Linked DNA regions of Mus musculus: region 1 is linked to region 2. A link is a loop called in an ENCODE intact Hi-C map of the cell type or tissue named here. Cell type or tissue: left cerebral cortex. All regions are shown on one strand. Each heading gives the region's core, and the rest is flanking DNA. Links, peaks and the distances in the headings are about the cores only. Region 1 overlaps Zdhhc8 (zinc finger, DHHC domain containing 8). Region 2 overlaps Septin5 (septin 5).

Region 1 (2,899 bases), core at 152-2,651, 400 kb before region 2:
GTGTGGGGAGGGGCAGGGGTGGTCACCTCCACACAGTTGTCACAGACACTGCAGTGTGAGCAGCGCGGTGGACGGTAAAAGTGGCACGTTGCACACCACTTCATGCGGACCTGGATGCCCCGCACATCCACATTCTTGTACAGTGGGGCCCGGAAGTCATCCTCCTTGTCCTCGTCCTCGTCCGCTGGACATCAGGACCAGTAGGGTGGCAAGAGTACAGGGAGGTGAGTTTCCTAGCTGGAGAGGACCTCTCTAATCTCTGCCCAGCCCACCTACTGTGAATCCCCAATCAGCCACTTACACTCTAGTGACAAGAAGCAGATGAGCTGCCCCATACAGGGCCCTACCTCGGGGGAAGACTCCAGGGTCCATGAAGGTAGCCATACTGAAGTTGGCCAGGACAAAGAGGAAGAGGATGCCATTGTAGACAGGAATAGCTGGAGACACAGCTCTTGTCAACCATGGGCACCTACAATGGACAATGGGCAGAGAACCAGGGATGTGAAGGAGGCAAGGTCAGAATTTTGAGACGCAGCCATATGTATGCTTCTGGGCCCACCAGGCCACTGCCAGGCAGGCACACAAGCAGATAGATCTTAGCTATCACTAGGCCTTGGCTGTGTCCATCTGCTCAGTGTTAAGCTCCCTGCACTAATTTCAACCCTGGCAACCCCAGGGCTACTGTCCAGAACGTAAGTCACAGCTGAGGAAATGACTCCATTATGAGAGGTCCATTAGCCTAGGGCACAGGATTGGGGTGGCCACACAGCTAAGCCAACCTACCGGCAACTTGCCCAGGCTACCGTACTCCTGAGGGCCCCAGACAGGAGTGGGAATTCATTGGCCAGTATGCTACCCAGCAGCTAGAGTCAGGCCATGCCAGAGCTGTGCGGACAGCAGGGCACTTGCTGAGGTATGGAGAGGCACAACCCTGCTTCAGCCAGTGCTGGGCACATCCTCCTTTGTTCTGTAGGGTGCAGCTCTAGTCCTGGCAGACCCTGATTTTGGGTTTGTTACCTTGTTTGCCAGGTGGTAGCACAGGAGAGCTAAAACGCTGGAAAAGCACACACTCTATCTCTCACCAGCCCACAGCACTTGGAGCCAAGGCTTCCTTTCTGACCCCATTTCCCAAGAGGCCTTCCAGAAGGTGTATCTCTGTAACTTCACAGTAAGAGCTCTGCACATCTGCCTCTGTCCTCACCAGAATCCCCTCCACAGAGACACGCAGAGCCCTGACTCTGCAGTGGCTACGTAAGTCCACCCAGAGTTCAAGGAGCTCCTCTGGTCCCAGGAGTCTGTGTTTCCTTCTGTGTCACTGGCTGCTGAGACAGGTGGGGAGGTACACACAGGGGTTTAATTTCCTGCCTGTGTTTGGTCATTTGTGGAGCCAGACCAGTGGGGCTTCTCTCCCGGTTGCCCTGACCGCAAGATGGAGTGATGGTGGCCGCCTGCAGAGCCTGCAGCTACCCGCCACCCGAGTGCACAGTCCACACTGTGCGCCCACGCCTGCCTTGGCCAGGAGCCAGGCCCGCCGCCCCAGCAACCACCTCCATGGCAGCAGAACTATTTTTAGTGGAAAGCAAGAGGCTATTTAAAGCTCCTGCTTCCCACGGCAGCACCCTCTATGGGGCCACCAGCCATGATACCCCATCTTCTTTCCCGGACCAGCATGGACATACAGCATGACAATACAGGCCACACCCATGAGGGTCCAGCAGGAGATGGGACCCAACCTGTAGCCTGGAACGTTCACTCTACTTTCCCCATCTCTGACACAAACAGCACAGACAACATGTCTGTGCCCTCCAATCCATGCTGTTCAGCAAAGCTACAGTGGCACCCTACGATGAGACTCACAGCCCAGCGGTGAAGCACTTGGTAGGTAGGGAGAGACCTCTGAGTGAAGCAGTCAAGCCTTCTAGGGATGGGGTGCCCTCTAGCCTGACTTGGGTGTCCGATGAGAGGGGTTAGTTCCACACTAGTACAAAGTGAAAATTCAGACCTCATGCTACAAAGTCAAAAGCATAATGTCAAAGCTAGTGCCACCTGCAAGAAGTAGTGAGGGGTTGCAGGGGTGCTGTAAAGAGGAGAGACAGGTGTGAAGGAAGCAGGTGGGGGTGTACATGGGAAGACCAGGCTCGGATAGACTCCGGTTCCTCCTCGCCATGAAGTGGACACAACTGCTGTCCTTCTCATAAACAAGAAGTTGAAGAGCACAGGCATTGGGGCCAGGCTACCCCCTAGTCATCAGTTGGGCTTGGCTCAGAAGTACACTGCCTATGTATAGAAAGGGGATAGTCCCAGGACTGGAGCGTTATCCAAGCCGGGCGGCCTGTATTTCTGTATTGCCTCTTTAGCTCCTTAGCGGACCACCTGGGCTAGACAGCTGCCCTGAGTGAGATGTGTGAGGAGCAAGGGGGCAGTCCTGAGCTATGTTTGGCAGTTTGCACTGGTAGGGCACCTCAGTAGTATTAAGGTACTGGACAACCTCTGTACAACATGAGCAAGCACCGCCTGCATAAACATAGCAGAGCCAGGAGTGTGTGTGTGTACGCGCATGCGCCAGCTATGTGTCAGGGGGCCTGATACACTTTGAGCTCGAGTCCAGTCACTGTCCTTGTCTCTAAGCTCCTAAGGCTTGACCTGGGTCCTCTTTGGGTGCTGCATAAGGTCCACATTTAGAAAGCCTGTGTGCAAGGACAGGGTTGTGGGGGAGCACAGCACATACTGGCACATACAGAAACATGGGCACACATACACAAAGGCACAGAAGCACAAACTTACAGCTCACAACCATATGAAAGCACAACTATTCCACATGAGTGAACAACGAACAGCTGCAGACACATGTACACACAGGAAGACTTGCATGTAGACACTGTGGGCCCACACACCATCT
Region 2 (2,899 bases), core at 251-2,750:
TGAATGTATACTCCGGGCCACTCCTCCTCATCCCCAGTCAGGGGTCCTTGCCTCAGGCAGAGTGTGGGTGCCCTCTGAGGTTTCTCAAGGCAGGGGCCAGTGGATCGGTGACTTCATGAAGGCTACTCACCCTCAGCACTCAGCAGTTTCCGGTCCTTATACAGGTCGGTCAGAAAGAGGCTATGGACAAGGGTGGACTTCCCCAGGCCGGACTCACCTGGCCATAGGAACAGTCAAAGAGCTGGATTAGACTGGGGCTGAGACAGTCTGGCCCACGGGGCTCCACCTAGAAGTTTGGCCACTCACCGGCCACCATGAGCGTGAAGTCGAAACCTTTCTTGACGGACTTGCGGTGCACCTGGTTGGGCAGTGTGGCGAAGCCAACGTACTGCTTGTCGATGTCCTGAGGGCAGGGGTGGTTGGGGGGCAGGTCAGTGGCATATCCTTATCTCCCGGTGGAAGCCCAAGGCCCTATCTCTTATGTTGCTCAGACGAGCAGAAAGCACAGCCCCTAGCAAGGGTCATTTTGTCAACAAAAATGGAGTGAGGACTCTGTAAGCAGAGGCTGGAAGGAGGAAGGTATGTGAGGGGGTAGCAGGAAAAGGCACCCCACTCCAGCTTCAGCAGAACCCCAAGACTGGGGGGTGGGGAATGAGGAATGTCAGCCCCACAGGAGCATCCTCTGAGGTGGGTGGTGGGACCCACTGAGACCCCTCAGACACATCCAAGGACCTCTATGGGTGGAAATAGCCAGACCTCAGCACAAATTCATCCCCGGAGTATCCAAAGGTGGGTGGCTTGTCTGGCCCAGATCCAAGCTTGGGGGTGGTGGTTCCTGAAGCAGCATCGGAGCGAGGGCTATTTATAGACTGCGGTACCGAGCCTCCCCCGCCAAAGGTCTGTGTTGCCTGCACCTATCCCCAGTGGACATCTGCCCTGGGAGCCCCCCGCCACCTTCTGTGGTAGCCGGAGGGTCTTGGCCAAGCAAGACTGAATACATGACCCAGATTCCACCCTCTCTCTACACACACAGACACACACACACACACCTTCAGTCGCCTCTGGGCCTGGGTGCGCGGCGACAGCAGCTGCTCCACCAGGCGGTCCTGGGGTGCTGCCAGTGAGTCCATCGTGGTGACCCCGCGGGCCCTGACGGCCTCGTTCAGACCCTACACCAGGGTCAGGCCTGTCGGGGCCAGCGATCTCGAGCGATTTGCGCTGGGTAAATCTGCTCTTAAGCCCTCTTCTGCCTCGGGTTTTGAAGACGCGAAAACTGAGCCCCGGAGAGGGAGCGTCGCCCACCTGGTAGGCCGCTGACCTCAGAAGTCCTGCGAGCCATTCCCTTGCCTCTGCGCGGGGGGCGCGGGCTGTGGCCGCGTCGAGGCTCAGCAGCGGCTCCAGTGCGAGCACGAGGCGGGGCTTCGCGGGCCCACGGCAGCGGCGGAGGGGACCGCCCCGCCCGCCGTCGCCGGGAAACGGTCGCCTGGAAATTGGGCCGCAGGCGGAGCCTCGAGAAAACGGCTGCGATGGGCAGGGCCCGACCGAGGCGCTCGGGCGGGGGCGCCGCGTGGAGCCGGAGCGCAGCCGTGGCACCCGAGGCCGCGTCCGGACCGTCCGTAGGCGGGCGGCGAGGTGTCTGCGGTCGTGGAACTCTGCCTCTGGGACGTCGCGCCGCTGCCGCCCACAAGAGGGCGCTGCGGAACGCTCCGGACTCACATGCAACCGCGGGGGAAGCGGCCCCAGCCAACACCTTCCTCTCCTTGCTCTTCACCCGAAAACCCTGAACCATGCATGCCTCGGCAACCAAACTACCCACAGACACACCCCTCCCCACTCCTTGAGGCTCACTCCTTCCTACCCGCCCCCTGCGTTTGTGCACATGCGGGTGATTGGGGGAAATTCTTTCCCGCGTGGCATCTTCATATGCACTGAGGACAGAGCGCATCTCCCCTACTAAGCCCTGCTGTGGGTGAGGGGAACAGGTCTTTAATCTCAGCACTTGAGAGGCAGAGGCAGGCGGATGTCTCTGAGTTTTGGGCCAGCCTGGTCTACATAGCGAAGTCCAGGACAGTCAGGACTACATAGACTCTATCTCAAAAAAACAAATTAAGGGTGCCTGGGATGCAGTGGCCAGAGTTCAGATGGCCGGCTTCCTTCAGAGCTTGGAAGCTTTAGCTAGCCCTCAGCTAGGCAAAACTTCTGCCCACAACATGCCAACACTTTAGGTACCAGATGTTCCAGGAATTGGGAAGCCATTGGCTGTGAGCCACCAAACTTTTCCTCAGTCCTCATTTCTAACCCCACCAGAATCAGAGCTCCAGCCCCAGGCTGCAAGAAACTAGACAAGCCACTGTCCAGAGTGGGCAAAGGACCAGGAGACCTCCCTCCTCTATGCAGGTACCACCCCTCCTCCATGAAGCCTCACCGTCTTAGCTTCCTGGAGGGGCCTCCACCCTGGGTCTTGCTATGGGCACCCCCGGGGTGACTAGCACCTGGGGAGGAGCCTGAGCCCACAGCTGCAACAGGAGAGCCATTCATCCCAGGGCTGAAAAGAAGCCTCCCAGTTCTGGCTCCCAGAAAGTGGCTACTGGTTCCTGTCTGACCTACATGAAGCATTTAGACTGAGTCCTATCCCTCACCCCCTCACCCCCCACTCCACCCCAATCACCGCAAACACAGCTCTCAGCCCAGCATCACCTAGGCAGGTTGCTATCTCCGACCTAGGGCGGGCATCTCTGGAAGAGCACACAGATGCCCTTGGCTGAACCATACCCTGATGCTGAACAGACCTAGTAGGTCTTAGACTGACTGCCTTTCAACTTGTTCATTGGGAATGTACATGCTTAGGGGACATCCCAGCCAAACAGCCTGTCTAAGTATCACCCAAGCAGGCCATCAT

What was found. Hi-C counts contacts between places; a loop is a spot of excess contacts. Peaks named below come from ENCODE experiments on the same cell type or tissue, not always from the same donor. Only the 100,000 strongest peaks of a DNase experiment are listed, where the experiment ranks them.
Region 1: it touches region 2 in a loop (4-fold over the local background); 1 of 42 quality-filtered maps calls a loop at or near these places.

Annotation. Positions count from the first base shown.
Region 1 is chr16:18,228,288-18,231,186 of GRCm38, forward strand. Zdhhc8 (zinc finger, DHHC domain containing 8) reads right to left here. Exons shown (of 11, transcript NM_172151.4): 2 at 348-469; 3 at 27-184. Among named protein-coding and RNA genes, the nearest start is that of Zdhhc8, 5.4 kb to the right of the region's middle. In left cerebral cortex, for the core only: a CTCF peak has its summit at 1,548; DNase peaks (open chromatin) are centred at 1,534 and 2,465; H3K4me3 peaks cover 1,049 bases; H3K27ac peaks cover 2,373 bases.
Region 2 is chr16:18,625,039-18,627,937 of GRCm38, forward strand. It overlaps Septin5 (septin 5), which reads right to left. Exons shown (of 12, transcript NM_213614.2): 3 at 307-403; 4 at 131-217. Among named protein-coding and RNA genes, the nearest start is that of Septin5, 3.4 kb to the right of the region's middle. In left cerebral cortex, for the core only: a CTCF peak has its summit at 1,678 (motif pointing right); DNase peaks (open chromatin) are centred at 834, 1,580 and 2,349; H3K4me3 peaks cover 2,500 bases; H3K27ac peaks cover 2,333 bases.